2 separate regions of the Mus musculus genome follow, and region 2 is linked to region 1. Evidence: chromatin loops called from intact Hi-C (ENCODE). Cell type or tissue: heart. All regions are shown on one strand.

Region 1 (8,000 bases):
ACGAAACTCAAAATAATTTTTGGTCCCAACACTTCAGATAACAGATACTTATCCTATATTTTTCTTTGAAGACTCCTAAGACTCTATAGAAAAGGAAAAGTTGGGCTGGAGAGAGCTTGGTGCATCAAGGTGCTTGCTTCCAAGCCTAATGGCCTGAGTTCTATCTCAGAACCCACATGGTAAAAAAGAGCTGCACACTGTCCTGTCTCGCTGTTCTCCTAGAGTTGCTCCTTGTTTCACAATGCGATCCTCCTGCACAATAACCATACAACTACCGCATGACCACAAATAATGGCTTTCTTTGACGTATTCAGCCTCGGGCATCTTGTTAACTTTTGAGTCTTACAATTACTGACTTTCAAAACAGAAAAGCAGTAAAAACAGAACCCCTAACCAACTATGTACCCGAAATTTACAAATACTAGTATTTTCTTGTTTAATTAACAATTATTTACCTTAGTCTATTTCCAAACCACTTACTTCTATTCTTCTCGAAAGGCTTGCTTGCATACATACCATACAACCTGAACCGTCAGCTCCATTACCATCAATATACATATATATATATATATATATATATATATATATATATATATATGTGTGTGTGTGTGTGTGTGTATAAACATATATATATTTTTTAGTCTTCCTCATGAGGCATTTTTGAAGAGTACAGGCTACTTGTTTTATACAATCATTGTTTTATACAATAATTCAGTTAATCTTGATGTTTTCTTACAAGTCTAGGTATGAACTTTGGGACAGGAATGACAGCATTACCAATGCATGGTTAAGGTGTTAACCAAATATCCCCACTGAAAAGTACTGATTTTTCCCATTCTCCTTAGTATTTTGTGGGTTTTAACTATGGAAGCATCTTGTTTATGACTCAACTTTCATCCTGGTTTTACTGCCCGTACTTAACTGAAACATTTCTTTAATAGTTCTCAAGAGATTTTTCTAATTCCTCAAGCCTTAGAAATTTAGCAGTTTAAATTCCCCTACAACAGTAACTAGTCGGGTTGGAGAGATAAGAGTACCAACTGCTCTTCCAGAGGACCTGAGTTCAATTCCCAGCAACCATATGGTGACTCACAACCATCTGTAATAGGATCGGATTCCCTCTTCTGGTGTGTCTGAAGATAGAGACAGTGTACTCATGTACATAAAATAAGTAATTTTTTTTTTTTTAAAAGTTACTTGTCCCACAAACAGCAGATACTTACTTAAATATGGGTTCGTATTTTATTGTGCAGACTACAACCTGTTCTGAAATACCCAAGTATTCCTTGTCACCAATTTTACATTAATCCTATGTTCTCCTGGAACGTTTCCAACATTCTCTGGCTACTCCCTTACTTCCCAGCACTGTAGATTATTCTAAATCCATCTCCTAGCTCACTTACTCCTGCCTAGAATCAGTCATCCTGTTCTTTCTAGTGAAGATTTGAAGCCAAGGTCTTGATGCAAGATAGTTTAGTACCAATTCTAAAGCAAAATATGAAATGTAAACACCCTCTTTGAAACAAGGTCTCGAAATGTATACCTGCAAGGCTCAAACTTACAAGCTTATAAAGTAGGAACTTTAGCAAGTATATATCCAGACTGCCTGCCCTAGGACTCAATACTTTGGCTAAGCTGGCCTCAAACCTTTGGCAATCCTGCCTCAGCTTCCCAAGTAACATAAGCTACCACATCTGGCTAAAAATCATCTGTATGTATAAAAGTATTTTTAAAGAGAACCAAAAACTATGTTTAATGCCAAGTTCCTTTTGGAACTTCACCCATCTCAGAAAGCTTTCTTTTCTAACATTCAATATTATACTTTTTCTGCAGCCTTACCAAAGAGAAAAGGCTAAGCAATTTCAGAACATTATCTGATCTTAGGCCCTTCATTTTTAACTAAAAACATTTGAGACAGAAGAGATCACTTTAGGAGTACTTGGTCTTTCAGAGGACTTGGGTTCAAGTCCTAGAACTGCAGCATGCATAGCTCATAACTAACCCCAGTTTCAAGGGTTCTTATGCCCTCTTCTGGGGCTGGGCAGTGGGCACACGCCTTTAATCCCAGCACTTGGGAGGCAGAGGCAGACGGATTTCTGAGTTCAAGGCCAGCCTGGTCTACAGAGTGAGTTCCAGGACAAGCCAGGGCTATATAAAGAAACCCTGCCTCCAACCAGACCAGAGTTGTTGTCTAACCTACACACAAGTAACTGGAGGAGGTGGGGAGGGGGTACTGGATAGGTGGACTCCACTCTTTATTTATTTATAACCTCTGGAGTGTGCAGACCCAACATTTTCTAAACAACTTCCCACGTAATTTTCAGCACAGCTGTTTTATGATGATTGCCCGTCTCTTCTGACACAGACAACTCCCATGTAAGACACTCTGGAAAGAACAGTGGCCAATTCGTGTACAAGGCCCAGTACGGCACCTTAGTTTTATTCTGCAAACTGTAGAACAACAACAATGAAAATCGGAGGCAGGGCATTGAGACAACAGGAACAGCATACACTAAAAACAAATATTAAACCTGGCTGGTATGGTTTTTAGTTCCCACAGGCTGAGGCAAGATTGCTAGGAGCTCAATGCCGGCCTGAACTACACACAAACTTGTGCCAAACTAATCAAACTTGAAACAAACCTGTCTCAAAAGAAAAACTATCGTTCTTTGGCAAGAGGAGAGCAGATAAACTATGCAGAAACAAGGAGACTTACAGGTTACCATTCTTCAGGAGAAAATCTCTACCTCTGTTTTTTTTCTAATCTTCAGTTTACATATCACCAATATTTCAGGTCAGTAAGTGTATTTCAGTAGCCAGGGTTTCACAAACCTTTAATCCCAGTACTGGGCCAATGGAAGGCAAGCCTTGACCACAAAGGAGTTCCAAGTCAGCCTGGACATATATGGCTCAAATAAAAAGTTCGGGTAGGGAGTGCTGGAATCAGATGCAATGCTAGCAAAAGGGAGGCTGGAAGAGAGCTGGAGGTCAGGATTATTGCAAGCCTCTGTCTCGAAAAAGAACAAATAACGGTAACATTAAACAAAAATTCCATCCCAGTGTGGTGGTGGGCACTCTAAATCCAGCCCATTCGATTCTGAGGCAGGTAGATCTGTGTTTGAGGCCAACCTAGTCTACACACCAAGCTCAGGCCAGCCAGGGATAAAGGGTGAGGTTCTGCCTCAAAATACATAAAATAATCTTCAGGTTTAAGAAATAAGATAAAATAAAATAAAATAAATCACGTTGGAAGCCAGTTCTAGTATGTGCCTTCAACGTGCCAGCACTGAGAGGGCAGAAGCAAGCTGATCTGAGTTCGAGGCCAGCTTGGTTCAAATAACGACGAGTTCCAGGCCAGCCAAGCGCTACACAGTGAGACTCGTCCCAAAACAACAAAGACAAGTCCCGCTGGGAAGTGACCCTGCATCCTCGGAAGCATTCCCTGAGATTTCCAGCTCTGGGGCGCCGGCCGCCCTTTTCCAGGTCCCGGTCCTCGGACGCCCAAGCCCAGCAGGCGGTCCCTCCCCGCCCTCGGCGAGCAGCCCGCGACCCCCGTCGCTTACTAGGCCTCGGACTTGAAGGACGTGGGAGGCTGGCGCGGCCACCCTTGGTCGTTCTCTGGCAGCTCGAAGTAGGCGCTCAGGGCTTTCTGAAAAGCAAAGGCACAAGGCTGCAGGGCGCGCCCCGCCTCCCGGGGGAGAGCGGCGGAAGCGAGAGACGCGAACTGACCTGCGTCTGCCAGTCGTTCTCCCGCAGGACGCTGGGGACCATCGTGGGGTCGCATCCCCCCACCAACGCAAAGCCCAGGCACTGAAGCCGCCGCCTCTTCACCCGGTCCTCCTCCGCCTGTGCTGCTTCGGGCGCCGACGCCGCCCGCCCTGCCGGCCCTGCGGGCTCCGCCGCATCGGAACTGCTGCCAGACGCCATCGCCGCAGGGTCCCCTCAAAACACCCGCTCTTCACGCTGCTTCCCGCGCGACTGATCGCGAACGCCGGAACCTGCGCAGGCGCGCAGCGTGCAAGCGCGTCCGCGTCAACCTTCCGGCAAGAAGACCGCCCTCTCTGGTCCCCGTCCGCGGCCAGCGAGGCGCAGATGGGGAGGGGGAGGGGGAGGGGAGGGGAAGGAGGGGCCGAGGAGGCCTGAAGGTTGCGCGTGCGCGCTGGGGCGCTAAAGAGTGAAGGTAACCCGTGATCATCTAGGACCAGGGCGACCGGGGCGCGCGATCCTTTCTCCCGAGCACGACGCGACAGCGGCCGGGCTTGCAGACTTGACCTTCCACACCCTTGTCCTCTCACAAACGTCTCTTCCAGAGTTCATTCTCGCAGAGCCCAGACTCTTGCTTTGCGTCCACGATGAGCAGCATGACCCAGAACCTACGAGAAGTAATGAAGGTTATGTTCAAAGTTCCCGGTTTTGATAGAGTTTTGGAAAAGGTATATTTATTGTAGGCGAAGTATCTGGTGAAGGGGACGAACCTAGTAAAACACCTTAGTGGCCTCGCAAACGCAGGGGAAGTGCGTGGCGTGGATTCTCATCGAAACGTAAATAAGCATGTTTGGTTTTTTGTTTTTTGTTTTTTTTTTAACCAGCAAACTGTTGGAGTGTGTGGAGAAAAAATGTCAGCGTACCATTTAAGGGACGCTGGAGCCTGCAGGGCTAGTATATAGGAATTGTTTCTTAAGAGTCAAGGAGGTTTGAGGTACGGAAGTGAATGCGAGAACCACCTGTACGTGTGTTGTATTTCTTGCTTTTGAGACTAGGTCTTTGTAACTAGGTCTATGTAACTATGTAACGTTTGTTGGCTGAGAACCCTTGTAGTCCAGGCTGGCCTGGGAGTCTACAGAGTTAACCAGGACCAGTGCCTGCACCCTGCCATTCCACATGAACTAACGTAGACTACTGTTTTCCAGACTTTATAGACATTGTGTTCTATAGGAAGCAATCCTTAATAAATATCCGTAGCAGAAGTCCAGTGCGTGGTATTGTCAGAGTAGAAAGACACTTAACCTTAGAACTTGCTGCAGACTTTTTAATAAATGTTTTAATGCACGCATGTCTATTTTTCTGATTAAGAAAAAATACTTGGAAATTTAAAAAGAATTTGGGCATGAAATATAAATTTTGGTCAACAACAGGCATTTGAAATCTTTTTCCTGAACACGCCCCCTCTTAGAATTTTTTAACTATGTTCATAAAGTGTCAAAAAAATAGGAAATAACCCTTAGGTAAATATATTTAATGTTTTCCAATAGGAAATATTTCAAAACTAAGGACAGCATTTGACAGTGACTTTTAGAAAGATAATATTACCTAAAAAGAATTTTAATGATTTAAGAGGAAATTTTAATTCTTTAAAAACAACCAAAAACAACTTTATGAGGACTGGGATGTAGTTAATCCAAGCTTGCAGGTGGGAGCCCGTCATTGACAGGGTTGCAGGTGGGCACCTGTCGTTGACAGGGTTCCATAGCCACTTCTCCGTAAGCTTTCCTCACCCTCCTGGGTATTAGAATATTTTGTAACGTATTTATTTGGTTTTATTTATTTATTTATTTTCTATTATTTATTTAAGTTCTATCCAGAACTTGACATGTAGACCAGGTCATCCTGGATCTCACAGAGATTGATCAGCCTCTGCTACTTGAGTATTGGGATGAATAGTATGTGCCACAGCATCTGACTGTTTTTTTGTGAGGTAATTTTGACATTGGTTTGATTGCCTTTGAGTAACTAATTAAAATTCTCATACCTACGTTCAGCTTGGTACCTGCCTGTAATTCCAGGCTAAGGGAGGCTGATGCAGGCTAGCTTGTAAGCTAGTTACATAAACAAATCCCTCAAAAAAAAAAAAAAGTGATTTTTTTTTTAAAACACTTAATAGTTGAAAATTAGCATAAATCTCACATTTGTAGTATGGCTAGCCACACTGCACAAGTTTATTATTTATAGGTAGCAGCTAGTGGCTGTTAAACTACATGGGGTCGATAATATAATAATAGTTATTGTGTGATTGATAACTTATGACAGACAGATAAGAGGTTGTTTTGGTTTTTTTTTTCTTTTTTTTTCTTTTTTTTTTTATTACGTATTTTCTTCAATTACATTTCCAATGCTATCCCAAAAGTCCCCCCCCCACACACACACAAGAGGTTGTTTTATGTGGGATGAGAAGCTAAGACTAAAGTATATATTTTTGTATAATGGCATGTATATGTGTATGTGTGGGTTTTGTGATTTCCTTTTTTTTTTTTTTTTTTTTTGTTTTGTTTTTCGAGACAGGGTTTCTCTGTATAGCCCTGGCTGTCCTGGAACTCACTCTGTAGACCAGGCTGGCCTCGAACTCAGAAATCCTCCTGCCTCTGCCTCCCGAGTGCTGGGATTAAAGGCATGCGCCACCACCGCCCGGCTGTTTTGTTTTTTGAGACAGGATCCTGACTGGTCTGAAACTTGTATTGACTTTCCATGCCTCTGTCTCCCGAGTGCTGGTATTACTCATGTGGTGTATTCTGTCACCAATGATTCATAAAAGATTGCTATACTTGCTAATTCTGCAAGGACTTCAACATCCTGGTCGAGTCTCATTTTCATAAGACAATACAAAACACCTAACTCTTCACTTTCCAATTTTTTGTGCTCATGTGGCTCGGCTGGTAGAATGCTTGCCTGGCACGCACAAACCCCTGGTTTCCATCTCTAGCATCACAGAAAAGCAGATGTGGTAACACGCACCTGTAATGTAACCAGCAACATTCAGGGAAGGAGACAGATCAGAAGTTCAAAATCATCCTCAAGTTCATACCTAGTTCAAGGCCAACCTGAATTATATAAGAGACATTGTCTCAAAAGAAAAAGAAAAAAGAAATTATGTCTGCATGATACATGTTTTCCTACAGTGTAACTTTCCCTGGGGAGAAATGAACTAACATCTGTTCACCCCAGGTAGGGTAGCAACAGTAAGCCTGCTAACACAGTGACCTCGTGAGTGTTTTAGAGTACACAGCACTCGGAGGCAGCTGCATCACTGAAAAGCCCACCCCTCCACGAGTGGGAACTCAGTATTGCTGCATCTCTGAAGCGCCCTACTTGCAGAGGCAGGCCAGCTAGCAGGAAACTGTCGTCCCTCCATGCTTGCAAATTTGGTTTGCTTCCAAAAGGGAATCTTTCAAATTGTCTTATTGGCAATTTGAATTATTATTGGGCAGCCTTGGAAATCCAGTCACGAGGGCACACAGTTTGCACCTCATGTTAGGAGAACTCAGGCACACTACCACATCCTGGTGAGTGAACCTGAGCTTTAGAATGCATTCAAGCCAGAGCCTGCAAAAGAGCTTCCAGCCAGCTGCAGGACAGAACTCCGAGGCCCTGCTTTCTTTTTAGAAAGATTGTTCCATTTTGTAGATACACTATACTTTATTCAAATGCCCTCTTTATAGGAACACTTGAATATAAAGAATACTGGAATACACTTAAGTGCTTGTTTATAACTTTCAAGGTTCTGCAAGGAAGGCAGGAGACCTCGTAAGGGCCAGCAGTGCCTCCCTAGATTCCTGCCACAGGCTTGGGTATTTATTTTCACCAGCCTTCTCTGGCTGCCTCCTTTGGAGTCCTATCCAAAGACACATTTACAGTAATTCATAGATTCTAGTTGGCCTTTTCAATTCTAGAATTGAGCACTACTTATATAAAGCTGCACATTTTTTGAGAATTTTTTTTGTATGTTGATTATTCTTTGAGAACTTCAAATGGAATGTATTTGAATGGACTCACTCCGTAGTCCTCTCAGATGCACTCGCTGCTGCCTCCCAGTGTGATGTCCTCCTTTTGCTTTTTGTTTTATTTTGTTTTGGATCGGTTTTATCAATTCAGAGTTTTTCTGTGTAACAGCCCCTAGTATCCTGGAACTCACTTTGTAGATCAGGCCTGCCACAAACTCACAGAGATCTGCCTGCCCCCGACTCCCGCATGTTAGGATTAAAGGCTTCTGCTACCGGGCCTGGCTG
Region 2 (8,000 bases), 74 kb after region 1:
CATTGGTGAGGTCGGTTTTGGCGCGCTCTGGTGTTCGCTCTTCCTATTGGCTGGCGCGCGCCGCGTTGGGCGGGGCCGGCGCGCCCGGGGAAGTTTGCTGCCTCGGAGTCCGGGCTGATTGCACGGCTAGGGGTTGAACTGGGTGTAGATCCCTCCCGCCTGCTCACCAACTGCAGCAAACGCTACTCCTGGGACAAGGGCATTGAGTCCTGCGTCTGCTCTCCCAGTGGTGCCGCTGTAGGTGATAGTAGGTTCTCCGACACTGTCTCTGTGCTCACGACTCACTAATGATAGCGGGATCTTGGCCCACTGCCTTCGTTATCCAAGTCTGGGCCTGGTGTCAGTGCTCAGTCTCCTGCACCCAGGAGGTTGAGGCAGGAGGTACAGGAGTTCAAGGTCAGCTTTGCCCACTTAGCCATTTAAAAAGAAAAGAGAAATACATCAAAGCCCCTGCGAATAGGTTTCCGATCGGGTTTTTTGTTTGTTTGTTTGTTTGTTTGTTTGTTTTTCCGAGACAGAGGGTTTCTCTGTGTAGCCCTGGCCTGGAACTCACTCTGTAAACCAGGCTGGCCTTGAACTCATGAATCCGCCTGCCTCTGCCTCCCAAGTGCTAGGATTAAAGGCGTGTGCCACCGCTGCCCAATTTTTGTTTTGTTTTGTTTTGTTTTGTTTTTGGCGATCGGGTTTTATTAACTTGAAATAGAATAGGAAATAACAGAACACCACTCTGGCTGGGCTATAAGTTGTTTATATTTGCATACATGGGTGAGTGCCAGGGCACAATGTAAATTTTTAATTACATGTAAGTAAGAGGTGGGGGGTACAGTTTACCGTTCCCCCTAGCCTCCTTTTAAATTCAGCTTGGTCTTGTGTTTGCTACGTAGCTGACTATAACCTTGAATTCTGGTTCTCTGCCCAGCTGCTGGTATTATGGACTTGTGTCTGGTTATGCAGTACCAGGAACTGAGCTGAGCCTTTGTGCATGCTTGTTATGCACAGTACTCACTGAGCTCGACATCTTGGTTGGAGCCAAAAGATCTTGGGTTTTGTTTTTGTTTTTGAGACAGGCTCTTGGCTGCGTAGCCTAGGCTCCCATAGGCTCCTATCTCCACCGTGTTCCAGGATTGCAGTCATGTGCATGATGCTGTTCTTTAGGGTGAATGGGCCCAAGTGTCTGTTTGGCTTTTCCCAGTGCCCTTTTCTCAGGTCTTTTTGAGATCTCTGTAGTTTGTACAGGACACTGTGCCATTGTTACAGATAGTGGTTCTACCATAAAGTAGTAAGATTTTTGTGGTATAAATAATTTTCTAAAAAAAAAATCTAGATTCCACATTCAGATATAAATACTGAAATCACCTTTTCTTCTTGTGCTTTGCCAGCTGAAAAATGAATCTCAGTATGAAGCAGAAGCAGGAGGGAGCCCAAGAGAATGTGAAGGTATGTAATGGAGCCACTTCAGTGTGCTTGAATTTGTTTTAATTAAGAGGTGAAGTTTTGTTGTGTTGCCCAGGCTGGCCCCAAACCCCGGGGGCTGAGATTTCCTCCAGTGCCAGAGTGAACGGAGTATACGCTTGTATATAGTTTTAGGAAGAGGGTTAAGATTTAAATATGAGTGAAACTTGGAGTCTAGAAGTCTGCTCTTCTGTGCACTGTGTGTTTAGAGAAAAGGATATAGTAGTATACATTCCGTGGGCTATCGTTCAGAAAGCTTACATCTATGAAGTGGAAGTCGTGGAAGTGTTGTGTGTGAACGTGAGCATGACAGCAGGTGGGTTGGCTTCTTTGACCATGATCAACATCAAGCACTTAGTTGTATTTTCTTCTGTTTGGAGACTTGATTAATCTGGCACCTACATTGTATCTGAGATGTCGTGATAATATTTGTTCTCGTGGTGGCTGGCATTGGTCCCTCCGTTGCACAGCGAGATAAGCAACACTAGAGGCTACCGTGGGAAAGGTGGACGCAGCCGTGTGAAGCACAGTAACTTTCTCACGCAGGTGTGGTGTCATGTTCTTGCTAACCTTGCTTGAGTGTTTACCATTGTTTGCTGTCCCATGGTGGCAGTATAACTAATGATTTTCTTTCCCAAATAAAACTTTCAAATCGGGAACACTACAGGGGCTATTTGCATATCATAAAGAAGGCAACTTTTTGTTTTTAAAATAATAGCTTGGGCATTTTAGAAGGCTTTTGTTGTTTGTTTTTGGAAGGGCTTGTTTTGAGGCAAGGTCTTACTAGTAGCCGTGGCTATCCTGAAATTCATAGAAATTCTCCTATCTCTGCCTTCCAAGTGGCAGGATTAAAGGTTTATGCCACCAAGTCTGGCTTGTTTTTGTTATTGGTGTTTATTTTTTGATATAGGTTCTCAGTAAGTGGCCCTGGTTACTGTGCCACTCACTGTGATGTAGACATCTGGCTGGCCTTGAACTCAAGAGAGCTTCTCCTGCCTGCCTCCCAACCTACCCAGTGCTGGGATTACAGGTTTGTGCTACCAGCCTGGACCAGAGTATTTAATTTGCCTAAAGCACTGACATTCTATCAATGTCCTAATGAATGGACTTGTAGCAAAACTGCTTCTACTGTCAGGGGATAGCTGAGGGGCTACCATTATCCACACATGCATTTGTTCCCACTTACAATTCCACCTACAATGTATTGCTAAAAGTTACATTCCTTGTGTCAGGCACGGTGACACACCCGTTAGTCCCAGCAAGAAGGTATAAGCAGGTGGATCTCTGTGAGTTTAAGGCCAGCCTGATCTACATAGTAAGTTCTAGGATAGCCACAGCTACACAGAGAAACCCGGTCTCAGAAAAACCAAAACAACAACAAACCCACCATGAGCAGAAACAAACAGGATGAGAGTTTATTTCAGGTTCTAGCTCTTGAGTCACTGTCTGACCCTTGAGAGAGGGCAGAACAGGAATTCAAGGCAGGAACTGAAGCATAGGCCATGCAGGAACGCTCCTTACTTACTGGCTTCTCCCCTAACCCCTCACCTCTAGCCAACTCTTAACCCCAGGGATAGCATGGCAACAGCTGAGCCCTTCACATCGACAATCAATCAAGAAAATGTGCTTCCTCCCCGCCCCCCACTTGTCTATAGGCCATTGTGATAATAGCATTTCAACAGCTGAGCTTCCCTTTTCCCAGATACGGTCGTTTTTTTTTTGTTTTTGTTTTGTTTTGTTTTGCTTTTGTTTTTGTTTTTTGGTAAAAATTAACCAGCAGGTTTTCACAAATGTCCATTATTGTTTGGGAATATTTAGAGTTCTGAAATGAGATGAATCTTTTTTATTAGAGAGTATTTTGTGGTTTAACTTACTCTTCTCTCAGTGTTTACCTCTTGTAAGTAGAGTGTTTATAAATTCCAAATTTGGAAGAATCTTTTTTTTTTTTAATCTTTTTTCTCGAGACAGGGTTTCTCTGTGTAGCCCTGGCTGTCCTGGAGCTCACTTTGTAGACCAGGCTGGCCTCGAACTCAGAAATCCACCTGCCTCTGCCTCCTGAGTGCTGGGATTAAAGGCTCGCGCCACCGCTGCCCGGCTAGTGTTTGGACAATCAATGCCAACACAGGAAGTATGTCACGTGTGTTTTGCCTGAGATAAGTAAGTTGACTGTGAGTACAGTGAGAATATGTGTGAGAATGAGGGAAGTTATGTGTATCTGGTTGGATGGTAGGGCCCATTAACGATCTTTTCAAGCTTTAGTATTCTCTTGGGAGATGAGTCTGCTGGTTGATGAAGCCAATATCTGGTTTGGATACAGCACTGTGAGACTTTATGTATATAGCAGGCCAAATTTTGTGTTCTTAGTGATTTTTTTTTTCCTTTCAAATTCTAGTAAGACTAAGTCTAATATGTAAAAACTCAGAAAGTAATCCTACAGCTGTAACCAGATAATGAATCATCTTGACTTTTAGAATAGTCCTGTCCCAAGGAGAACGCTGAAGATGATCCAGCCTTCTGCAGATGGATCTCTTGTTGGCAGAGAAAATGAGGTATGTGTACAGGGCTAGGATGGGTGGACCGTGGGCCAGTCAGCACTAGACATTTCCCCGACTTTCTTAAAAACAAACCTTTTCTTTCTTCCTTTTTCTCTTTCTTTCTCTTTTTCTCTCTCTTTTTTTAAGATTCATTTATTCATTATATATAAGTATACTGTAGCTGTCAGAAGGTATCAGGTCTCATTACAGATGGTTGTGAGCCACCATGTGGTTGCTGGGATTTGAACTCAGGACCTCTGGAAGAGCAGCCAGTGCTTTTAACTGCTGAGCCATCTCTCCACCCCCTAATCTTTTCTTTATTGTAGCTAAGCTGTAGTTCTAACCAAAATAATTGCAAATAAGATTCCTAAAATAATATTATACATTCTGGTAACTTTTTTTTTTTTTAAATTACATTTCTGGGCTGAAGAGGACCTGAGTTCAGTTCCCAGTGGGCAGCTCAACTGCCTGTCGCTTTTCCTTAAAGGGATGGGACACCCTTTTCTGGCCAAGAACTGCATGTAAATGTATAAACTAACACAGAGATATAAAAACGTAATTACAATAAAATCTAAAAAAATACAGCTATTTTGTATCTGCACATACCTGTGTAGGTATATATATGTTTGCATGGTCTTTAAAGCCCATAAGTACTACAGTCCCCAACTGAAGTCAGAGGAGCTTTCGGGACTCTGCTTCCTTCACTGTGTGGGTCCCCTGGATAGAATGCAGGTTGTTAGTCTTGGTGGCAAGTACCATTAACCAATGAACTAACTCACCAGCCCTATTTTGGTGGTTTTGAATTATATAACTTTTAAAATGGATTCTTAACTACATAAGTAAATAATGTAGCTTTCTTGTTCATCAAATCACAGTTGCCAAAAGGCTTGTTCAAAAGGAAGCTTTGGGATGACCAGCTAGCATCTCAGACTTCAAGCTGTGGTCCAGAAGCTAATGAAAATAAGGATGTTGGAGACCTCACCCAGGAAGCCTTTGATCTTATAAGTAAAGGTATGCAAAAAAAAAAAAAAAAACCAACATAAGTCTTGCCTTGAAAGGTTAAATTATGGTGTCTTACTTGGTGGGGTTGCTGTTTGATAATTTAAAATTTTGTGTTGTAAATATGAAAATACTCTAAATTTGGACGCATGGGACAGACCATTTGTTTGGCAAGACCCCAGTGTGGGTGAAATATTAAAGAACAGGACAGTGACTGAGTTGGCGTCTCAGTAAGTTGCATTGGGATCTTTAAGACCCAGAAATGGGCTTTTCAGAAAAGTGTTAATGGAGAATGGATTTGAATATTCCAAGAGAACACTAAGTAATGGGACCGGGGGAACATCACTGGAGAAAGGGGTTGAAGGTAAATGAGAAATACACCTTTTTTTCTCCTTCCTTTCTTCCTTTTTATTTTTTTGTATTTTTCTTGAGACACCGGGTTCCTCTGTGTAGTCCGGGCTATTTTAGAACTCATTCTGAAGAAAAGGCTGGCCTCCAAATGAGAGATCTGCCTGCCTCTGCTCCCCGAGTGCTAGGATCAAAGGTGTGTGCCACCACTGCCTGCCGAAACACTTTTAAAAAGTGGTAGTATTTAATGGAGGAGTAGAAGAAATCTGAAGAGGAAACTGATGATGTTTTAGAAACATTGTGGTTGGGCTTTTCTTTTTTTGTGAGACACTGCAGCCTGGACTGTCCTAGAACTCAGTGTAGCCCCGGTCTGGCTTTGAATTTTTGCCTCAGCCTCTTCAGTGACAATCTTGAGCTGCCACACCTGGCTCATCAGTGAGACGACTTTTTTTTTCTTCTGTATTGGTCAGTGGCCGTGAGAAATTTAAGCATAGGCTTGTTCAAGGACACAGGAACAGGTAGGTTTGATCTTAGTTACTTGGGATGTTGTAAGGAAGTTTAGAAGCAGAAAGTACTTCGATAGGGCAAAGTTAGAAACAGTTGGGCAGCCGGGCAGTGGTGGTACACGCCTTGAATCCCAGCACTTAGGAGGCAGAGGCAGGCAGATTTCTGAGTTCAAGGCCAGCCTGGTCTACAGAATGAGTTTCAGGACAGCCAGGGCTACACAGAAACCCTATCTTGAAAAAAACCAAAAAAACAAACAAACAAACAAACAAAAAAAACCCCAAAACCAAGAAACAGTTGGGCAACTGGATAGATCCACAACAGCTTTTTCATGAGACAGAACAGAACTTAAATGTTTGTACTCGTAATGTAGGTTAAAATCTGTCAAGGGTTAGCTCCATACTCGGCAAAAACATGGCTCACATAATCATCAGTGATCATGCACTGTCCTAGTATTGAAAGTACCAGCACACCTCTGACTTCAGAATTCCAGTGGGATGTATCAGTAGAAGTAAGAGGCTTGCGCAGAGTGCCTGAGTTTTGTGGAATCTGTTGGTAGTGCATTAGTGTACTCTTGAAAAGAAAAATGTTGTGTATGCTTTGGAATGGAGCAATGAGTGATGTGTTTGTTGGGAGGCAGGTCCGTACTAGGGTGAATGGGAAAACCATGTGTGGAATGAAGAAGGGAAGGGTGAACTCTTGTACTGGAGTTGGGAGAACTAGTATGAATGGATAGTTAAAAGCCCTCTACTGAAAGCAGGAAGCACACCAGAGAGCCAGTTCTTGGTTTTTAAACTCTGCTCTGCACGGATGCTCTTAAGGAAGTGGCTGATTCCAGGAGAGCAGGGCACTGGGTAGTGATCCCCAAGTTTCTTATATCAGAGTAAGGGAACATGGTGGACCTGTTTAAGAAACAGATTCACATTGATTAAACGGGTGAAAACGTCACCGTCAAAATGAGCAGTGCTGTCACGCACCTGTAATACATGTTTTCCAAGGTGAAGGTAGGGTCATCTCACAGCCATTCTCAGCTGTTCATGAAGTTCCAGGCTAACCTGGGATACATGTCTCAAAGGACAGACAGACAGACAGACAGAATTAGTCTTAGTACATTGAATGGGAAGGAACATATGAATCTGTAGTGATAATAGAAAACTGAAAAGGGAGAATTCATTTCAAAGTCAGCTGCTGTGGTGAGTTACAGATGATTTAGGCAAGAATCATAGTAGTGTTAAAATTGGTTGGGGAATAGATTAACAAACTCAAGTTTTACTCCCTAGATCTCTTACTAATTACCAAGAAAAACAATCTTTACCAGGGAGAAACTTGGTTTATGGCATCTTAATCAACTTGGTGAAATTTTATATTCAGTTTTGTGACTTTGCTGTGGACTTCCTGATGATTCACTGAGAACACAGCGCATGTGTGCAATATTCTAGCCACAGATGTTGAGCTTGAAACAAATTCAAAATTAAGAATTATATGCAGATTAACTAGTCTAGACTTTTCAATCTTATATTTGGACTGAGTGGTGGCAGAGTCCCCATAAAGGTTAAATAAAAAGTGAATAAGCACAAAACAGATCTTGTAAAATATTAAGCAATGCACTTATTTTCCTTCTGTTGCAGCTCAGGGATCGAAAACTTTGATGATATTGTGAGAAAATAAAATGAGATTGGGATTTTTGAATAAAAATAAATTATTGCTTTTTTTTTTTTTTTTTTTTTTTTTTAGCAGTAAGGTTGTTTTTGTTTTTATTTTTTGAGACAGTGTTTTTCTGTGTAACCCTGGCTGTGCTGGAGCTCTGTAGACCAGGCTAGCCTCAGGCTCACAGAGATCTTGTTTGCCTCTGACTCCCAAGTACTGGAATTAAAGGTGTGTGCCACCACACCCAGCTAAGTTTTTTTTTTGTTATTTTTGAAACAAGGACTTGTTTTCACTCTAGGTATACTCTGCTACGACCAGGCTTAGAGCACTGATATTTGAAGTTACATAAAACACTAATTTTTTTTTCCCCAGAGAACCCATCTTCTCAGTATTGGAAAGAAGTGGCAGAGCAGCGGAGGAAAGCTCTCTACGAAGCGCTGAAAGAGAATGAGAAAGTAAGCGTTGCTTCGTTCCATTCACGGTTCGCTGGTGCTCTCTCATCAGCGTAGTAAGGAA

Evidence for each region. Hi-C counts contacts between places; a loop is a spot of excess contacts. Peaks named below come from ENCODE experiments on the same cell type or tissue, not always from the same donor. Only the 100,000 strongest peaks of a DNase experiment are listed, where the experiment ranks them.
Region 2: it touches region 1 in a loop (2.3-fold over the local background); 3 of 42 quality-filtered maps call a loop at or near these places.

What each region holds. Positions count from the first base shown.
Region 1 is chr13:24,827,659-24,835,658 of GRCm38, reverse strand. Acot13 (acyl-CoA thioesterase 13) reads left to right here and starts at 4,170. Exons shown (of 3, transcript NM_025790.2): 1 at 4,170-4,433. The coding sequence starts at 4,353. It overlaps Tdp2 (tyrosyl-DNA phosphodiesterase 2), which reads right to left and starts at 4,000. Exons shown (of 7, transcript NM_019551.2): 1 at 3,730-4,000; 2 at 3,564-3,649. The coding sequence starts at 3,927. In heart, no CTCF peak of the experiment used is centred here; a DNase peak (open chromatin) is centred at 4,058; H3K4me3 peaks cover 3,612 bases; H3K27ac peaks cover 2,241 bases.
Region 2 is chr13:24,753,597-24,761,596 of GRCm38, reverse strand. Gmnn (geminin) reads left to right here. Exons shown (of 7, transcript NM_020567.2): 2 at 1,380-1,437; 3 at 3,924-4,001; 4 at 4,862-4,997; 5 at 7,857-7,939. The coding sequence starts at 1,387. Among named protein-coding and RNA genes, the nearest start is that of Gmnn, 4.3 kb to the left of the region's middle. In heart, no CTCF peak of the experiment used is centred here; no DNase peak of the experiment used is centred here; H3K4me3 peaks cover 1,406 bases; H3K27ac peaks cover 1,083 bases.